2 separate regions of the Mus musculus genome follow, and region 2 is linked to region 1. A link is a contact called in ENCODE POLR2A ChIA-PET data. All regions are on one chromosome and are shown on one strand. The core of a region is the stretch at or near the end of the contact, and the rest is flanking DNA. Distances in the headings are between cores, read along the strand shown.

Region 1 (5,132 bases), core at 765-3,264:
AGTGTGTTGTGTACACACAAGCAAATATACTTATATAAATATTTCCTGAAGAAATATTCACTGTATGAACACCCTGGGTTTTCAAGGGGGTATTCATGGATACCACAGGGTCTACACTATGTACATAGTACAAACGCTGTTTACAATGTACGTATAGACAGCAAAAAGTCTATAAGTTTATACTATAGACCATGCAAACTTCTATACAAACACTTCAACCAGTAAACCTGTAGACCCAGGACTAATAAGAAAACTAAGCATATTGCATATATACTGAAAGTACTGTGAGTAAAAATGATGATGTTAGAAAGGTTTAAAGGGGCACAGGTTTATATAGAGGTGGCTGCGGTGCCATTAAGACAGGTAAAAGTCACAAAGAAAAATATCTATCATAAGCCACGCCACGGAGCAAAGGCTGCTGGTGTGTTCAGTGGACACTACAAACAGAGGGTGTTGCTCAACTTGAGGTCCTTGAAGCTAGAATCTCACCTTATTCAGGGGGAATGAAGAATCTCTGGAGTTACACAGCTGAGGAGAGAGAGGTCATGCTGCTCTGTCTGCAAGTAGGGACTCTAGCTGGCTTACCAACAGTCTGGGTTTTTGTTTGTTTGTTTGTTTGTTTGTTTATTATTCAAAGCAGCACAATTGTAGTAAGTATCCAGGTAGAAAGCTCTGTTGTTAGGAAAAGCCAAGAAGGAAACGCCCCCAGGTGCCCGGGGGTGCTTTTTATTAAGCTTCCCTGGTTCCTGGTACCCAGTATTTAGTTCCAACTGCTAAGCCGCTAAGCCGGAAGAAGAGAGTGTAATTGTTTGGGAAGAAAGTATAATTGTTTGTCTTGGAACAGAGAGATGGCCCTACCTAACTTCCAGGAATAAGATTACGGAAATCAAGCCACGCAGGAACCATGGGGAGAGTTGTAGGGATGGGGGCTGTGTCAAGTATTTGATATAATAAAAGCTAGTTTCCACCTTTCCACTTGGTACTTTATCAAGCTTATATTAACTGATTCAAAAGTGAGAACTCTTTTTGTTGTTTTGGTTGGCTTTCCTGTTTTGTTTCTGTAGCACTGGCTGTCTGAGAACTTGCTCTATAGACAAGGCTAGATTCGAACTCATAAATATGCCTGCCTCTTCCTTTAATAAGTGGCTTGAATCTTTAAGTCTTTTACTGTTAACATTTTCAGGGAAGAGATGAATATACAAGAAAAAAAAAACTGTCAGAGTCCAAGGTCTGTAACAAAAGACTGAATGTACACCTAGTGTAGTGGTCTTACCCATTCGGACCTTTACCCGCTTACATCCCCTACTTTTGTATTCTAGAAGGCTATGTATAGTTTTACTAGCCACAATCCCAAAGAAACCTGGGTTAAAGAGCAACAGGCTCTTTGAACGGTTTCTCTTCTTTTATTTCCCCTTCCCTTTCCTGCAACGGGAATCCAACTTGGGCTCGGCGCATTTGAAAAGAGCGCTACCACAGAGCTACAAGTGAGCCCAGCTTCTGCACTGCATCAGGACTGCTCTTGGCTGTGAAGCAGTGTGCTAAACTGGAGACGATCCCGTGGGAACTAGCGAAGAAGGGTCACGAGTGTGGATTGCCGAGCAGCGGCCCGGACAGCAGAGCTTCTGGCTGAGTTCCCTCCCCACTTCCGGGGTCACGAGCCCAAGTCTTTCGGCCATTGCTCCCAGTCTTCAGACCATAACCTCTGCCGCCTGAGCAAACCGCCTCCAGCCCTTGCTCTTGCTCCCTCTCCACCCATCCGCATCTCCCGCGCCCATCACCGTACCCGGCTCCTTTGTGCGCACAGATCCGCGAGCTCTGTCCCGGAACGCGCAGAAAGCGGGACTCACCTGAGGCTCCTTCTGTTCTGAAGTCCGTGAGTCCCAATCCCTTGCTGGTGGCGCTGCAGTAGCCCGGCTTTCCCTCGCAGAGGGGACTCACTCTGAATGACGCGAGCTCTGCCTGCACTCCTGAATCCTCTAGCTGCGCCCAGAGGCCTGGCAGGACCTTGCCCGCCCCGCCCACCAGCAAGGCAAAAGGAAGTGGGATTTTGATTGCCTTGGAAAGAAAGGCTATTCATCACCTGGGGAGTGGCCTCTTCTCGGAACTTTCTTTACACTGCCTGATCTCAACCACCCAACCTATTTGGGTACTGTGCGGGAAATCGGGCTTCCTCAAACTTACTTTCCTGCTTTGCACACTTTCTTAAGTATGCATCGATTACCACATCTGTTCCATCAGCCCTGTTTGCACTTTCAAGTTTGTTGATCTCTTTCCTAGCAGATTTCTCTCCTCTTTTTAAAAATCTTATGGGTTTTATATAACCGTTTCACGCCGTTTGCTGGTAGCAGTCTTTGCTTTCTTTTTACTACAGTCTGTGAAAAAGTACCACCCTTAACTAGAAAACATTCAGGTTTGGTTTGAACTGTGCGGCTCACTCACCAGAAAAATCAGCATCTGTTTTGTTTAGTAAAGCGGTGCTTCTTAAATTACAGCCCGAGAAGAGTCACCGAGCTGAAACTACATTAGGTCATGCCTTCAAAGATTCTGACTTAGTATGCCTCGTGTGGACATTTCTAAGAAATTTCCAATTATCTAAAAATACCTTCCTATGACACAGAAGGTATTTTTCCCCCGCCTGCATTTTATGCATCATTTGGTACTCTTGGGGGAGGGAGAGTTATGAAAGGATGATGAAAGGGTTACAGGTGAATTTTGAGTCTTCACTCTTCTTTCCCTGTGATTGGTGCGTTTCTAAGTATATTCAACTAAAAATCTGGGGAGCATCTTGGGAGGGGCCCACTACTTGCATATGTGTATATTTCTGCATGTACATAAATACCAGTGTGCATAGAATATACTGTTCTTCCATAGAAAGCCATGATGCATGGAAAAGTGAACCTCACATATAAAGAGTCTGAGACCATGGCACTCCAATGCTGGAGAAAGGAACCGGGAACTTAGCATCGCTCAATGTGATTTGTAACTTCAACTGGCTTGCTGTTAGGCACTCAGGATGTTTATCTTTATTCTTTAGCTGATTTCATACTCGGAGCAAACAAGGATCTTCACTGTCCACTCTTTGCATAAATGGGATCATTTCATTTGAATTTTAATTTAAGCAGTTGGAGTATTTTTATAGGTAAAACCTTGTAGAAGTGAAACATTGGGGCGTTCTGTCTAAGTAAGAGTCTTCCTACTGTCTTCACCTCTGTTGTGTTTCCTAGGCTAACTGCTGTTACCAGTAGCTCCAAGACTTGGCCACAGGGGAGTCGGTGAGCTAGGGCTTCATGGGCAGCCGCTGCTGGGTAGTGGCTCACTCTGTGTTTGTTTCCTTTCCTAATGTCTTCATACCTCAAGCCCACCTAAGTTTTCTACTTAGAAAAACTAGCCTCAGCCAACAGTTTAAATGTTGAATCACTAACACTAACTCGTTATTAATATCAGGAAGTCAAGTTATTTTAGGCAATGTGTCTTCCTACGTTCCAAACTTTAATAGCGTACTGAAGATACAACAGGTAACTGAATAGACATGTTCCTGTTTGGTTGTGGTGGTGGTGGTGGTGTGTGTGTGTGTGTGTGTGTGTGTTGGTGTGAGTGTATGTGTGGCATGCTGCTTCCTAGATGTATATTAAACTCCAGGCTCTGTAATCTTTAGTACACATCTTTCCGGGTTGTTTGAGGCTTTAATGTATTGTCCATATACAAAGGAAGAGAAAGGGCTTAGCCACACAGAGAGGTCTGGGGATCCACGGAATGAGCTGATAACACCTATCACTTCTATTTGCCTCCTGTAATCTGGATCAGGTTAAAGAGACACATAACCCACAGGAGAAGCTTGGAAATGCAGGGTGGAGCCTTCGCAGAAAGAGAAAGAATGGAATTTCCTACTGAGGAAAAAAAAGAGTACTCTCATTAGGGAATTTCCACTAAAACTAAAACAAAAGGTCCTCATAAATAAATGAGCAACCAACTACGTCAATATATCGATTTATAAATCTTGGGTCTTAACAGAACTATTTCCTGATGTTTGTAATTAAAAAAATCCAAATAAGCCATATATTTAATCCAAAGTTTTTCAGGTCCCTTTGCAAAATGGAAAGTTGGCATTTTAAAATAATCATGTATAGAAACACATCAAGATTATCCAGGCATTTATTACTACAAAAACATATAGATTGCACAAAGAATTTATTCGTGAAGACAGAACAGTGATGATAGTTTTCTGTAATAGATGGTCCAACTTCCTGACATGCAGGAGTTGTATAGGTAGGCAGCTGTCTCTACAAGTTGTCTCAGTTCTGGATGCTGTGTTAGGCTTCCTATATTTTCAGATAATGCTGGTTGTTCTTGAACTTCTGTCGGGATTGAAGACTATGTAGAGTCTCATAGCCTACCCAGGCTATTTAGCATTGAGAAAACGTTTTTGAGAAGATAGTTTTCAGGCAGTATACTAGCTAAACCATGACATAACACAAATGGAATTATAAGCCTTTTTAAAGTTAGGATAGATAACAGTGTTCTAGTTAATTGACAAAAATGATGGACTGGGTGATAGGTGTGTCTTATACCTTATAATTACAAAATGGTAATAGTTGTGCTCAATTTATATTTGAGAGAAAAGTTGTTTGTTTTTTGTTTTGATTATTTTTTTTTTTTGAGACAGGGTTTCTTTGTATAGCCCTGATTGTCCTGGAACTCACTCTGTAGACCAGGCTGGCCTTGACCTCAGAAATCTGCCTGCCTCTGCCTCCCAAGACATTGGCATGCACCACCACTGCCCGGCGAAGAGAAGAGTTTTTTTATTTGGACAGAAAGGGTGAAATGTAGCAGAACATTTCCCCAATTAATTTGAATGTTAATACAACAAGAAGCCTGTGATTAAACAGGGAGAAGAAAGGCGGAGCTAAGAGTTTCAGAGACAGAAACATAGAGAGGAGAAGGAGGAGGAGGAGAGAAGATGGATAGAGAAGAAGATGAGCCTTATCCACGTGGCTCTCATAGCCACAGGTGCTATGAATATCATAAAAGGAGAGAATAATTGGGACAACTTGTTTAATCTAGGTTGACAGCTTGTATCATTATCAATTGGCTCTGAATTTATTGTGTAGGCATCTTGTGAATTGAGAATGTAT
Region 2 (5,132 bases), core at 1,612-4,111, 290 kb before region 1:
AATGATTTTAACCGAAATCTTTTCGATAGTCTCTCTGAGCCTGGACTACTAGGGCTGCCAAAAGACATCCAGGGCAGCACACAGCAGACCTTTCAGTTGCTGTAACAAGCAGGACTTTCCCAAGTGTTGAACTCACAGCCAAAGCCAGGAAATTTATTCCAGAAGCACACTCACCGTCACAATGGAAAACTGCTAGAAGAAAAATGGCTTTTAAACAACTAAAACCTGCCATCCCAACTACTCAGGAAGCTGAAGTAGGAGGCTCACGTGAGCCCAGAAGTTCCAGAAAACTCTCAAAACTAAATGGAAGGGCAGAGTAGGACCTATAATCCCGCTGATAGCATTGTAATGTCACATTGCCTCTAGGACACCTATTTATCTTGTGCAGTGATTCTCAAGCCTGGATCATCTGCCTCTCAAGAGGCTGGCCTTTTGCTGAAGCCTTCTTTTGTTCCCTCTTTCATAGCTGGGCGCCACTGCCATCTAGTAGGTAGAGGTCAAGGAAAAAGCTAGACTTGCAATTCCTACAAAGGGGGTATGGCTCAAATTATCAAGAGGGCCCATTCCTTTTATGTGGGAGAGTGAGCACACACTGGTGGGGGGGGGGTTGCATGTGAAGGCATGAAGACAGTCTCAGGAGTCATCCCTCGGGTACCAGCCACCACCTCTTTTTGACACAGGATCTCATTAGCCAAGCAAGCTTTGCCAAGCAGGCTACACTAGGTAGCCAGTCAGCTCCAGGGATCTGCCTACAGTCTATTTCATCCTCAATGGGGTTATAAGCACAGGCCACCAGGCCTAGCTATTAAGTAGACCCTGGGGATCCAGAACTCAGGTCCTCACACTTTTGGTACAAGTACTTTACTAACTGAGCCATCTCCCCAGCTCTGAATATTCTTTTTACTGACCAGCTGGAACACATTGACAAATAATGGGGGGGGGGGGGGTTGTCACAGGTGATCTGCACTCTTGAAAGCCCACTCATCTAGACAACTTAGACCTGAAAGATTATTTATGTAGTAATATCCATGTAGTAATTTCCAGTTATACTACTTCAGGGATAAAACTTACCACAGCTGATAATAAATCTGACCAAATAACCAAACAATGCATCTTTTGCATCTATTAGCTTACCACAGAACATGTGAAACCATCTATCTGTGTGTGTAACCAGAATGGCTACTCCTCACTTGGCTCCATTAATGCAGAAACATTTCCAACATTTAGCTCATAACTGAACTCTGGGCCCACCTACCACCACAGAAACCATGTCTCAGATATTAACCATAGGCTTTATATGAAAAACATTCGTATCTCAAATCCCCTGCCTTAGATATTACAATCCCTTAAAATTTAACATCCAATTCCATGAAATGTAAAAGCTTGCACAGGGAAGTTTTTGTTGTTTTTTTTGTTTGTTTGGGTTTTTTGTTTTGTTTTGTTTTGTTTGTTTGTTTGTTTTTAACCTCAAATTTAAAGGTAGCAGCCTGGCATGGATATACTCTGTAAACAAGTGAGAAGTCGCATCGAGGTGGCATAAAATAGACAGAAGCTGAAGCCAAACTCTAAAATTAGCAAATCCTGGCGGTTATTTTTACTTATCAATAAAAGCTTTTGGTGTTTTAACAAAGACCGTTTTCAGAGTAAAGTCTTATATTCTGTCTCTATTCTCATTTATCTGTGTGATTTTTCTAGTACTATGCTGAAAGAAATACCTTTGATATGAGATAAAAGTTACTTCAAAATCAGAATACTCATACAGGTTCAGATTTCCCTGTGACTGCAGCCAACAAAGCGAGCACTGTTCCACAGAACCAGGTGCTTCTGAGTCCTTAAGTTTCACCTATTGCGCCATGAGAAAGACAAAAACCGATGGTTACAGGGTCCAACTGGACTTGTGCCAAGTGTTACCCTCTGAATTGGAATTCCAAGGTAGAAATGTTTGCTCCTCGCCTTAGTTTCCAGAGGAAAAGAATCTAATTAGTTACTATAGAATGCAAAATTAGCGCATCCACCCACTCATCACCAGAGTGCATCGGGTCATTTAAACGCAAGGCTCAGTTCCAGGGAGCTGAGCCCAGGGCCCAGAAGTAGAAAGGACCAAAGAACTCCCCTGCGCGATACAGCAGCGCTGCAAGTCCCGTTGAGACAAATAGGCGGCGGGGCTCTCCTCTGGCTGAACCCAGAAAGTTTTGTTCACACGAACTTGCCTCCAACTACTAGCTTTAGCTCAGCTTCCGAACACCGGCCAGGGCCAGGGCTCAGGGACGCCCCAAAGTGTAACGGAAGGAGGAGTGGGTGGGAGCACACTGGGTCCGATCGTAGCCGGGTCCCGAGCGCTGCGTGTAGACAGAGGCAGGATGGCAAGCTGCTTCCCGGGGCGCAGGAAAGGAGGTCCCTGCCAATCTCAAAGCAGGGAGCCCCGCGGCTAGGTCCCGCAGGGATGGAGCAAGCAAAGAGGAAACATGCCCAGTTCTCTCTAGACCGCCGGTGGAAACCAGCAAGCAGAGCTCACCTGCAGGGATGCGCCCGGGCGTCTCCTCCGCCACGCCCAGGCCGGCCGCCCAGGAGAGCAGGGCGAGCATGGGCATCAGCCGCCCCGGCCTCGCTCCGCGGTCCCCCATCCGCCCCTGAACCCGGGAGCCGAAGGCCTGTGGCGAGGACTTCTCGCGAGACGCTGAGACCCCGAAGAGCGCAGGACCAGACGTGAGCCCGGGGCTGGAGCGGAGGGCGGACTGGGAGGACTGCGTGGGTACCGAAGAGCACGGAGAGGATTGAGCGGACTTCGGCGGAGTCCGAGCGCAAGGAGCGGACGACGGAACCGGAGGCGCCCGCGGCGCGGGCTTAAGAGCAGCCAAGGAGGGCGGGGCCAGGGCCGGGGGCGGGGCGCTGCTCCGGGACCCCGCGTCCCGGGCTATCCCGGCTGCACCCCCACCCTCCGAGTCGCCTACGCCTACGTGCACCGCCTCACGCCGGGGCTCCAGGGAGCTTGCTTGTGGAACGTGCGCCCCTCTGCTCTCCCGGGGTTCCAGAAGCTTCCTCGGCACGCCCTGGCTAGACCTTCTTTCTCTACTGAACCCGGCGCTCCCGGAGGTGAGTGGTGACTGCGAGGGCTTCAGTCTGCTTGGCTGAGTAGGCGCTTGTCACACTCCCAGCTGTTCCTTCTGAACTTCGCCATCACCGTGTCAAGGAAGGCCATGCTTTGATTTTAGTCTGTAAACAGAAACTTTTCATTGTCCGGTGAACATCTCTGCCGCTGCTGGTGCCAGGAGAGCCATAGACTCTTTCCAGTAATGAAGCTTGTAAACCCGACGGAGTCCAAGCCCAGCTTGGGCAACCTGAGGCTGTGCTTTAACAAGATCGCCCTGCCAGGCACATGGAAAATTACTTCCGAAGATGTAGAGGAGCCATTCCTGGTCTCCTGGGAGCTACCTCCACTGCTTTGGGTTTTGATTAGTATGTCTATGCAAAGTCATTTGTCCTCTGGTTTTTACACTTTTAGTCCCAGGATTTAAACTGAGTTGTGCAGGGGTGAAAGTTTTGACAACTTTGTCTCACACACTCCGTGTATGCTTAAAAATGAAGAAAGAATCAAATTGACCGCGTTCAAGAAGCTCGTAGTTAAATCTTCCTGCAATGGGAGGAGAAAGGAAATACTCGTTCTAAGTCTGATTTTTTAAAGTTAAAATTACTCAAAGTTTATGATCACAGGTTTTGTAAAATTGGCATAAATTCAAGAGGAATACTAGCTAGCAGATTGAAAGCAGGTGGGAAAATGTGTAAATATTAGGAGTGTGACATTTAAAGGAAAAAATAATCATGAGACTGAGCCAGTCCTTGCTGTTTTGAAGGTCTTGGTGTGTCTGTCCTCCTCCCTCTTTTTAATAAAGGAAAATTGGGGAAACTTCAGACATGAGTAGAAATAGTCAAAGAAATGGAAACTGTGATTGCAGAAGAATGGAGTAAGGAAGAATGAAGTGAAACTTTTTTTTCTCTGAAGAGGGTCAGCTAAGAAGTGGATTCTTTTACAGTGTGGGTGGCAGGTGCAGCGTCATGAATCCAAGCAGGGGCAAGTAGAATCAGCCCTCAGAAGAAGGGCTGGTCATTTGGCTAAATATGTTTCCAGAAATCCAGACTTGGGCCTGCCAAGTTCCTTGAACTTGATTTCTTGCTTCCCCGAACCTCTGGAGTCTTCAACTTGCCTGGCTAGTGATGGAATTTCCATGTATGCTTAGCTGTAGAGCCTACCAGTAATTATTGGTTACCATGACAGTCTGTTGAGTCTCAAAGGCAGAACTTAAGAGCCTCTATAAAGCAATAGTCTCTGAGACTTTCAAAATAGCCAGACGCTTCAGTAACAACCTGAAACCAAATCCTTCCAGCCCTCTCGGGTTTCCAGCCCTCCTGTAGGCTGGAGTTGTCTACTCCACAAATATCTACTTCCCATGGCAAACACTCAGCTTCTTTAGCTCATCAAATCCAGATCTTACACCTAGTTTCTTTATCTTCATTAATGATCCTCTTACTTACATGGCTCCAGATTTTTGTCAATCTCTGCTCTCACTAGCACCAACCTAGAGGACTGTTATATTTTTCTTCACATTTTCTCTGCCTTCTTCCATTCATTCTTTCCTGCTTAAGTAACATACCTCTTGATGCCCTGGTTCAAGCTTTTTATCACTGGCCAACTTTCCTGTGGCTGCTTCCTGTACCCAAACTGTGGAACTCTGTATTATGGCTTGACCCATCATACTCATGATTTTTGTTTTCATCCCTAAACACAAAGATTCCACAGAACCGGAAACAATCCTAACCCATTTGCCTACAATTCAAATTATTTCACTAAAATATAAGCCACCTCATTCTGTATCCTACACTTGATTGGTTTGGCATACTTTGTCTCTCACCACAAGATGAATGTTTTGTTTTTATTCTCCAAAATCTGTATAGCACTCTCTTCTCCTTTCCTCTACTCTACACCTGATTTGGCTTCTTGCCATGCCTTCTCAAAAGAGTTTCAGAATCAAGCGGTTCCTGCCAAGAAACAAAAGCAAAATTGTCCTCTTCCCCAGTGAATCTGGATGAAAACAGGTAACAAAATCAGGTACAGCTCTTAGAGAAGACACTGGAGG

Evidence for each region. ChIA-PET counts read pairs that join two places held with the same protein, here RNA polymerase II (POLR2A).
Region 2: POLR2A ChIA-PET joins it to region 1 with 23 read pairs in Patski. The contact joins the promoter of Plod2 here to the promoter of Plscr1 in region 1. POLR2A ChIA-PET finds 5 or more read pairs at or near these places in 2 of 5 experiments (Patski and embryonic stem cell).

The regions. Positions count from the first base shown.
Region 1 is chr9:92,247,076-92,252,207 of GRCm38, reverse strand. It overlaps Plscr1 (phospholipid scramblase 1), which reads right to left and starts at 2,014. Exons shown (of 9, transcript NM_011636.2): 1 at 1,848-2,014.
Region 2 is chr9:92,539,952-92,545,083 of GRCm38, reverse strand. It overlaps Plod2 (procollagen lysine, 2-oxoglutarate 5-dioxygenase 2), which reads right to left and starts at 2,861. Exons shown (of 19, transcript NM_011961.3): 1 at 2,516-2,861. The coding sequence starts at 2,624. B430319G15Rik (RIKEN cDNA B430319G15 gene) reads left to right here and starts at 2,215. Exons shown (of 1, transcript NR_029474.1): 1 at 2,215-5,132.